2 separate regions of the Homo sapiens genome follow, and region 1 is linked to region 2. Evidence: read pairs that join two places in POLR2A ChIA-PET (ENCODE). Cell type or tissue: Panc1. All regions are shown on one strand. Each heading gives the region's core, and the rest is flanking DNA. Links, peaks and the distances in the headings are about the cores only.

Region 1 (5,388 bases), core at 166-5,165, 190 kb before region 2:
AGAGAAAGAATAACAAGAATATATAGTCCAGGAAAGCTTTTACCGGGAGAGCCTTTTATACCATGTTCCTGGAATATAGGGTTTCCAACAACTCAATTAATGTACAGACTCACTACGCTTTTTAAAATGTCTTTTATTGGTTGTACATTTTCTTATGAGATCAACACACCATTTTCTTTCAAGAACACTTTGCTCCTGAATACTTAATGTTACTTGTCCCAGCTATGAAAGCCATAGCAAGCACTTTGACGGAAAAAGGTGGTTGGGTGTTTTTTTTGCCATTATCACTGTCTTCTCTATCGTTAAACTGTTGTTTGAGTCAGTTTGTAGATTGACACAACATTGAACACAACACACACGGTGTGAAGTTTTACACGCATATACACACATCTGGAGACCAGTTACAGTGTCTGCAGCTTGTTCCTTTCTCCTCAGCAGTATGAAACTGAAGAATATCCTGAGATAGGAAGTCAACGTGAAAGTTCCTCATTAAAAGAGGAGGTCAAGCTTGATTTAATCTCCCAATTTCATTTTCTTTTTGAGGTGGTCAGAGGGGACCCAGAACGGTAGCCAGATGAACCGTGGAACAACCACATGGTTTAATATCTCAGCTGTTTCCTTGGTCAAAAACACAGATTCACAGAAATATTTCATGGCACATCAGAAACCTACTTTTTAAAAATATGATCTTGGATTAGAAAGGAGGGAAATGAAAAGGTTGTTTTTTACTAGATGTGATGGGAAATCCCACCACAGAATGACCTACATACTTGTAAGGCAAAATTACCCTCACCTTTGGCAATTATTATACTTCCTTGTCTACTGACTGATAGAAGTCAATCATCCAGTCTTGTCCCCCATCAATGTTATTTGCATGAAAAGATGAATTTCTCAAGAATAGGGACCCAGGACAGGTGGCTTCTCCAAATGTTAAAAAGAAACATAATTTCTTTAAAGCTACATTATCCCTCAATTCAGTATATTTCTGGGAACACTAACAAAACTTAACCTATGTTAACACCAATGCTTATATCTACTGCAAGTCCTGCATACTGGCTATTTCCTTGGCTTTGGGATTTGGAGATAACATCATTAATAATGATAAACAATAGTTCAAATGAAAAAAAAAATGCACACAACCTGGGTGACAGGAAAGCTAGCCTAAAATGAAAATGTTTGGAGCCACCAAAGCCAACAGGCAAAGAAAACAAAGGCATGCTGTCCCACAAAACAGGTATTTTAAATACAATCCTGAGGCCTTATTGAAGTTATCACTTGATGCTCATATATTTCCATATAGAAAAACACAGTTAGATATACACCCCCAACTCCTTCTTTCCTTCTTCAGCTCACAAGCAAAGAGTTCCCAAAGGCCAGAATTTAAATTTAATATTCACCTCAAGAGCATGGAAACATTCCACCCACATGCTTTACAGGTCTTTACTTTATAAACTTCTAATGAGTTTCATGCTCTACAGTTCAGCCTGCCTCATTCACAAAGAGACAATGCGGCAATCCGTAAAGAAGAGATGATTCCAACCAGAAAAAGCTGCACCTGGCAGGAAAGATGGGAGCCTCAATGAGGGAATCCACTGAATAGCATTCATTCTTTTATTTTAAACTCTCCAGAGACACTACTTTGAAGTGCTGGAGGTGGGTTTTGAAAGACAGGGGTGCATAGGACCTCTCCGATATCCTTTCAGAATATTTCAGGTACCAAGAAGAGGTAGCAAGCTCCTAACTAGCTTATGGAACTACCTCATTCTAGCATCAGGGCATTTTCCACTTGCCCAAAGGCTCTCTTTGCAATAAACATGGTTTGAAAATAACTTTAGGGTGCAACAGGCAAACAATCAATCATATATACAAATAACATGTGTCTATCACAAAATTTACAGAAGGTAAGAAAACGTGTTGTTGTGTTTCCTTACAAAGTCCATATTAATAAACGGAAGCAGCATTTTCAGCTATGAAACTGAAGCACAAAGAAAGCTGAAGAAATCCACCTCTTTTATTAAAATTCTTGTAAAGTTCAATTCCATAAAGAAATTCTAGTGTCTCATCAAGATTTTCACAAAATATATAGAAAACTGTTCATGTATTTAAATAATGTGAAACTACATTCCTAACACCTCTTTCAGCTTTAAATGACTCAATTTGATGATTCAGTATCATAGGAAGTATGTCCTAGTTGTGTAAGCAAATTACACAAAAAAATACTTTTCCTCTAAAAATACCTATTATTCTATTAAAACATCATTTCAGTTCATATAGAAAATCAGTCCACTCAGAAAATAAATTTGAGACTAAAGAATAAATCAAACACAGAGGTAATACAGGAGATAAACACAATTTTCTTAATCAAACCTCCTCAAGTGGCTTTTATGCAGATTGGCCAAGAACACTATAAACTGCTGCCCAATGTAAATTTTTGGCACATATAGTTTTCTAAAACAGTTGCTGTGAAACCCCAGCTATTAAATTTGCTCTAGTGGCAAACAGAACACTGTCAGAATTCACCAGACTCTTTATGTGTGTGTACAAGGCACCTGATATGACTCAGCTGGTGTTTAAGCATTCCCTTGTGTGCAGTTCATGACAGATACACCACCATAGCTTCCAACTTCTAAAGGCTGTACCAGGTTTCCATTACCCTTCTCCACCTACAACACCTTTGCAAAAGGCAGCAAGGGGTAGCTCTGTTAGCTTGAGTCTCAGACCGTACCCCTGTCTGTGTCAACATTGTCCAAAGGATTTGCTTTTTTCTGATAGGTCAATGAACAAAAACGGTAACTCCTGCCTCTGCAAACCTAGAGATGCAAAAATTCCACTGCATATGAAGAGCCCAGTCACTCCACGCCTTGTCACTGAGACGGTGAACAAAGATCAGGTCATTCTCAACCACTTTAGGAAAATGTCGCATGTAAGGATCTATAATGCATGGCTGTCATACAACAATTCCTTGCATTTTTCTTTCAAAATGATTTATGCTCAATTAAAATTAAATGACCCTGTCTTCTGGCCACCTATCTCCCTATCTCTGTGAGCATACTCAGTACGGCAAAAGCCAGGGACTCACAGCCGTGGTTGGCTATAAAATTTCCCATATTTGAGACTGTTTAAAGTCCTAAAGTGGTCATTTAATCCAACGTTCCCAAGTTTTTAATGGCCACAGAGACTTCCAGTTAAAAGGAACAATACTAGAAGCCAGATATTCTGACTGGAGGTTGACAGAGGTTCAGATAGGCAGAGTTCACCTTCATCACACTCTTTTTCCCTTCTGTTCACAAGAGACCCTCAGGGGCACCACTGAATATGGTCTGAAAACCACAGCTGTACCTCGCTCTTATCTCCCCAAGTATTGAACATACAACAGGACAAACAACTTGAGATCAGAAAAATAAAATAAAATAAAAAACTACTCCTTCCCCATAATTCATGGCTTCTGAAACTTCAAACTAGCTTTCAGTATTATATTTTAAAATTATAAAATCTAGTTCATCTGGTGAAGACCTGTAGTGTATTTCTAAGTACATTCACAGTTCTCTGAATTATGGGAAAGAAGCTTGCTCATCAGGTAACCTTCTCTAACATTCACCTTTCTTAAAAATGTCTGCCCTCTGGAACAAAAGGTTAAGGAGCTCAGGCTTTGGTATTTGTGTTTCTTTACCCAGAGGTGGCTGATGGATGAGGGGTATATTCTCAAAATGCTTTAGGCATATCGTTCCTTTTTCTCAACCATCAAATTTCCCGTTAATCATTTACTTTTGTTCAGCCATCTGTCTGAAAAGGTAACTCTTTCAAATCAATAACACTAGGGATACAAAAGAAAATGTTCTGATGCCCAAATTAATGCCACTCTCTGAATCTTCTTATAGCTCAGTATTTTTAAGGAAAAATAACAATAAAGGTTTGGCTTTTTGATGGGTTTTCCCATAGGAAATCATCTCTATAATATAGCAACACTGCAAATAAATTAAAAGATATACTTGTCTGCCAGCTTTTTTTTTTAATCAGCTTGCTCCTTCAAGGGGTTCCTAATTTAGCACCAACCTTTGCATTTATCACTTCTTCCAGCCCCCAAACATGACTTCACATCACTGTTCAGCCTTATATTCCAAAGTCCAGCAACAATCCCCTAAGATAGTGGTTTGGCTTACTTTGTTGAAATATCTTGCAGACTCCAACACAAATATTGATAGTGACCAAATGATGCAAATTACCCATTTCTGACCACAATAGAATATTACTTAGTGAAATCAGATACCCAACCTTGCTGCTCATCTTTAAAGGAAGTTCTTATTATAAGGTCGCATGTTTGGAATGAGGGTTTTGCTTAAACTTTTCTTAGATAGCCCTTAAATTTTTAAGAACTGGAAACAATAGGGTTCATTTAGGCAGCCTGATACAAAATTGTTGACTTTGATTTTTGTTATATGAAAATGGCCAGATCAGTTCCTTACCACAAAAGCATTCAGTCAGTCCAGGTCATCTGTGACCGGCAGAGAAATAACAAGCAAATTGTAGCAAAGGAAAACAGAAAAGACTTTTGAAGGCCTGGTCTAAGCTACAAACTCCAGAGATTACTTAGAAAGTTCTGTTTCCCACATTAAGACACAAGTAAGTGCCTAAACTTGCCAATACGCTCCCTGAATTCAGCCTCCAGGCCTTAAACATTAGCCTCCTTCCTTGAAAAAGACCCTGAATCTCAGAAATGCAAAAGTGTAAACTGGAGAAAGCTATGGAGCACATCAAGATTAACTGTTCACAAAAAAATTCTGTTCATACTGACAACATCTAAGAAAGAAATACAACACAATTCTTCCAAAATTTAACTGTAAACTCCCAAAAATAAAGGGCTCAATGTCCAAGTTCAAATGATAATACAAGTGATGTCAAGATACTGAAAGTCCCAAGGAATTAGGCTGAGTATTTTTAAGTTCTATTAACACGTGTTTGTGTTACAAGATGATACTGATTTCTTACCAACAAAAATTCCCTACTACAAAATTTTTTACTTTATGTTTCTGCTTAGGCTAGCAAGTGCCTTCATCACCTCTATAGCAAAGAGGCTTTCAGAGGAGTTTTGCTTGAAAAAGAAATCTGGGTCAGAAACTGAAAAGATTACCTTCCACTAAAGCCTTGATTTCAAACTACTTCATTAGAAAAATCTGTAATAGTACAATATTTGCATAGCTGTAAACAGTGACTTTCTAAACCTCAGAAAAATAACACATCTTCTATGTAGTCACCAGGAACAGGTAGTGAGTGATGTATTTGGTGGCAATGTGCTTCCCCTGGAAGGATAATTTCATTTTGAAGGCTCTGAAATTCAGGTTTTATTTCCCTAGGTGAAGAGCAAACATTCTTTTAGGTAAGTTGCTGGAT
Region 2 (5,388 bases), core at 316-5,315:
TAAAAGATCAATTTAATATATACAAGATCTTTAATTTTTGGAAAACAAATGATAATCTTTAAATAAAGCAAATAGGCCAGGCACGGTGGCTCACACCTGTAATCCCAGGACTTTGAGAGGCCGAGGCAGGTTATCACTTGAGTCTAGGAGTTTGAGACCAGCCAGGCCAACATGAAGAAACCTCGTCTCTACAAAAAATACAAAAATTCGCTGGGCGTAGTGGCACATGCCTGTAATCCCAGGTACTTGGGAGGCTGGCTGAGGCATGAGGACCACTTGAACTGGGGAGGCGGAGGTTGCGGTGAGCTGAGATCGTGCCACTGCACTCCAGCCTGGATGACAGATGTCTCAAAAAAATAAAATAAATAAACATAAAATAAATAATAATAAAAAAAGCAAATAATCACAGAAATTAGATTTCAACCAAATAGTACAAATCAGTCTTCACAATTTATAGATGAAGATCAGTCCTCACATTTTATAGATGAAAGTATCCAAGGTTAAATAATTTGCCCCAAATCAGAAAGCTGGCTGCTGGCAGGGCTAAGAGAAGAACAGGGAAACTCGGGCTTTCTAGAGAATTATCAAAATAAACAGAAACAAAAAATTAAAAACTTTGTGTATTAAAATTACCTTTAAATATTTTACACTTAATGAATTACCCATCTAAGATAAGAATAAACTGAAGCAAACATCAGTTAGGAAAATTCCTAAGGTCATAGGGCTGGATAAAACCAGAGATTGTTTTGGTATCAGAAAACTTATTTTTGACAGGGTGCGGTGGCTCAAGCCTATAATCCCAGCACTTTGGGAGGTCGAGGTTGGAGGATCACTTGAGGTCAGGAGTTCAAGACCAGCCTGGCCAACATGGTGAAACCCCATCTCTACTAAAAATACAAAAATTAGCTGGGTGTGGTGGCACGCGCCTGTAATCCCAGCTACTCAGGAGGCTGAGGCAGGAGAACTGCTTGAACCTGGGAGGCGGAGGTTGCAGTGAGCCAAGACTGCGCCACTGCACTCCAGCCTGGGTGACAGAGTGAGAATCCATCTCAAAAAAAAAAAAAAAAGAAAAGCTATTTTTTTTTCCATCAGGGCAAATGTGCTGAACTCATATTGCTTAATTACATAATGATCATTTGTACAATTATAACCATTTTTAAATTACAAATATGTTCTCTATTGGGTTTTACTGACAAACTCAGTGTTTCTTTGATTTGATTGCAGCGTAAGCAAGGAAGCTTTTTCTGAGAAGATATACTCATTCACAGACATTTTCTTTTTAATTAAGTCAAAGTATTCCCTTGCCTTATAGATAACATTAACAAAGAGATTATTACTTCAATTACAGATGTGAAGGCTGATCTAGTAAATTAAGGATGTGCCTGACTTATTTATTTTTTTTTTTGAGATGGAGTTTCGCTCTTGTTGCCCAGACTGGAGTGCAATGGCGCAAACTCTGCTCACTGCAACCTCTGCCTCCCGGGCTCAAGTGATTCTCCTGCCTCAGCCTCCTGAGTAGCTGGGATTACAGGCGTGCACTACCATGCCCAGCTAATTTTGTATTTTTAGTAGAGACAGGTTTTCTCCATGTTGGTCAGGCTGGTCTAGAACTCCCGACCTCAGGTGATCCGCCCGCCTCAGCCTCCCAAAGTGTTGGGATTTCAGGCATCAGCCACCACGCCTGGCCAGTGTGCCTGACATTTAATCCAACAGATAGCTAAACTGAGTTCTACAATATTTAAATTGAAAATTAAGTCATTTAGTGGAGTGTGGTGAGGCATGCCTGTAATCCTAGCTACTCAGGAGGCTGAGGCATGAGAATTGCTTGAGCCTGGGAGGTGGAGGTTGCAGTGAGCCAAAATCACGCCACTGCACTCCAGTCTGGGTGACAGAGCAAGACTCTGTCTCAATAAAAATTAAAAAAAAATAATAATGTCATGTTCAGATTTGATTTATGTGTAAAAAATTTTTGTTAGAGTTAAGAGGCATTTTTCTCAGGTACTTGGGCTGCTGAAACACAAATATAGGCAATCAATGCAACTTCATTTAACATTCAGACACTTTAACAAGTGTGTAAGTATTGCAGACTCATGGATCTGCTTGTTCAGATTAGCATAACCAATATAACAATACAGTAAATACTACTGATAATAATATCTACAATAAATATATACAATATATAATATACAATAATATACACAATATATTGTATACAATAATTGTATATTATATATAATAAATAATATATAATAAATACCAATATTACCAATATAATAATGTATACAATGAATAACATATACAATAAATAATATATACAATAAATACCAATATTACCAATATAGTAATACAATAAATAGATACCATAACTTATTATTGTGAAAAATACGCAAAGGCTCCTGAGTCATACAGCTCTGTTCTTTGGACTTACCTGTTCTATGTCCCTATAGTTATAACCCTTAAGTTAGAGTGAAATAATCACTCTAACTTGGAGGAAGCATTTCTTCTTTGATTAGTCAGTGATCCGTCAGCAGTAGTTTGGGAGAAAGATTGTTTAACCATTCTATAACCTAAAGGCTGGCACACATCTGTTGTACAAAGAAAAGGAGTGTTGCAACCTTCCTTTGGAATAGAGATTGCCTGCTTTTGTGCTAATACATGTTTGGCTTAAAAATTATTTCTGTTGGCAAGGGCATAGGCTTTTCCAACATAGTGAGATTTTCTTTCCAGGTACATCTTACATTTGGAGAAAACATACACGTAGGAAGGACTGCTGTGAAGCCTTTTCACTGTACTTGTGATTTTGATTGACCTCTCTAGTACCAAATTGAATTTTAGACACCGCAATTTGAATTTTATATTGAAAACTTTGGGTCTGTAGGAGAAGAAAAACTATCATTAAAATTGCAAAGTGGGCCGGGTGTGGTGGCTCACACCTGTAAACCCAGCACTATTTTGAGGAGAGGAGGGCCCAGGGCAGATCGTTTGAGCTCAGGAGTTCAAGACTAGCCTGGGCAACATGGTGAGACCTTGTGCCCCACAAAATAAACAAAAGCTTAGCAGGGTGTGGTGGTGCATGCCTGTAGTCTCAACTACTTGGGAGGCTGAGATGGGAGCTTGAATCTGAGAGGCAGAGGCTACAGTGAGGTGAGATGGTGCCACTGTACTCCAGCCTGGGCAACAGAGTGAGACCCTGTCTCATTTCATCTTATCTCATTTCATAAAATAAAATAAAATTCCAAAGTGGATCTTGAGAATATAGAGTGTTTTATTCTGCTCAGGCTGCTATAACAAAATACCATAGGCTGCAGGGCTTCAACAATAGACATTTGTTAATATTTCTTCTGAAAGTTGGGAAGTCCAAGATTGAGGTGCTGGCAGATTCTGTGTCTAGTGAGGGCCACTTTCTGGCTCGTAGACAACCATCTTCTCCTTGTGTCCTCACATGGCAAAAGGAAAGAACTCTGACCATTTCAGAGTTCTGTGTAAAAGCACTAATCCCATTCATGAAGACTCCACTATCATGATGTAATTACTTTTCAAAGGCCCTGCCTCCTTATACCATCACACTGGGGGGTTAGGGTTGCAGCATATGAATTGGAAACTAGGGAACACATTTTGTCTATGGTACTAACCCACATCCAATTCATGAGCAAATCCATAGGCTCCACCTTCAACATTTATTCAGAAGTTAACTTTGATCACCACCTCCACAGCCACCATCTTAGTCCAGGACATCATCATCTCTTACTTGGATTATTGCAGTAGCTTAACTTGTCCCCCTGACTGTGCCATTTCTAAGGCAGTCTGTCCTCAACCCAGCAGGTGAGAGTGAGTGATCCTTTTCAAGTAGAAGTCAGATCACCTTACGTCTCTGCTCAAATATTCTCCAGTGGCTCCCATCTCACTTTGAGTAAAAGCTGAAGTTCTGGCCGGGCATGGTGGCTCATACCTGTAATCCCAGTACTTTGGGAGGCCGAGGTGGGTGAATCACTTGAGGCCAGGAGTTTGAGACCAGCCTGGCCAACATGGCGAAACGCTGCCTCTACTAAAAACACAAAAATTAGCTGGGCGTGGTGGTGCACTCCTGTAATCCCAGCTTCTTGGGAGGCTGAGGCAGGAGAATCTCTTGAAGCCGTGAGATGAAGGTTGCAGTAAGCCCAGATGGCACCACTGCACCCCAGCCTGGGTGACAGAGTGAGACACTGCCAAAAAGAAAAGAAAGAAAAGGAAGGAAGGAAGGAAGGAAGGAAGGAAGGAAGGAAGGAAGGAAGGAAGGAAGGAAGGGGAAAGGAAAAGAGAAGAAAAGAAAAGAAAAAAAGAAAAAAAAAAGCCAAAGTTCTTACTATGATCTACTAGTTGTCTTAGCTCTGGTTTCCTCCCCACCCAAAGTAGAGCCTGGTATAGGGCTGTGTGCAGGTAGTTTATGGTTAAAAATGATTCCCCAAATGAAGACTGTTTGAAAAGTGAAACAAGGAAGGAAGGAAAGGAAATCCAAGTGTGTGTTATTGAGCTGACCTCCACAATGGGCAAAATTGGAGCTGGGTCCCTCTGAGGAATCTCAACAAGCTATCTCTGTATTCCCTCAGAATGGTCCTGCAAAGGATAGAAGAAGGATGTAATTATCCATTTGCTCCCATACCCCATAAGGATTCCTGGCATGCACAGGGCTAAGGGGTTCATGCAAGTGTTCCATGCCACAGTGGGGAAGGAGCAAGAGATAAATAGCCATCAGAAGAGGTGCTGTGGGATTACATCTGTGCTGCTAATTGCCTAAGCAGTAGCTGGAGTTAAAGGATGGCTGATAGCATGTAAGGTGCAGCTCTAATGGGGTCTGATACAAAGCCCTGTATTGCCCTCACTTCATTACCTCTCTGACCTCATTCTCATTCTTTCCATCAGTCACTCTTTCCCACTTCCTCTGCCCTGCTTGTTGTTCTCAGAACAAAATGGACATGCACCCTCCTCAGGGCCTTTGCACTTACTATTCTCCCTGCCAGAAAAGACAGCTGGCTGGCTTGAAATTCACACAGCTGGCTTCCTCATCTTCTTCAAGTTTCAACTCCAAAGTCACATTTTTAAAATGTATACATAATATTTTACATATTTTCAGGGTACATGTGATATTTTGTTGCAGCAAATGTGTTACGATCAAGTCAGGGTATTTGGGGGTACCCATCACATTGAGTATTTATCATTTCTATGTGTTAGAAACATCTCAAGTTTTCTCTTCTAGCTACAGGTTTTTTGTTTTGTTTCATTTTGTTTTTTGAGATGGGGTCCCGCTCTGTCACCCAGGCTAGAATGCAGTGGCAGCGATCTCAGCTTACCGCAACCTCAGTCTCCAGGGTTTAAGTGCTTCTCCTGCTTCAGCCTCCCGAGTAGCTGGGA

Evidence for each region. Peaks named below come from ENCODE experiments on the same cell type or tissue, not always from the same donor. Only the 100,000 strongest peaks of a DNase experiment are listed, where the experiment ranks them.
Region 1: POLR2A ChIA-PET joins it to region 2 with 12 read pairs; 2 of 35 experiments call an interaction of 5 or more read pairs at or near these places.

Annotation. Positions count from the first base shown.
Region 1 is chr17:69,548,591-69,553,978 of GRCh38, reverse strand. MAP2K6 (mitogen-activated protein kinase kinase 6) reads right to left here. Exons shown (of 12, transcript NM_002758.4): 12 at 114-5,388. Among named protein-coding and RNA genes, the nearest start is that of LINC01483, 43 kb to the left of the region's middle. In Panc1, for the core only: no CTCF peak of the experiment used is centred there; no DNase peak of the experiment used is centred there.
Region 2 is chr17:69,360,846-69,366,233 of GRCh38, reverse strand. LOC105371879 (a long non-coding RNA gene) reads left to right here and starts at 3,305. Exons shown (of 3, transcript XR_934950.3): 1 at 3,305-3,822. In Panc1, for the core only: no CTCF peak of the experiment used is centred there; no DNase peak of the experiment used is centred there.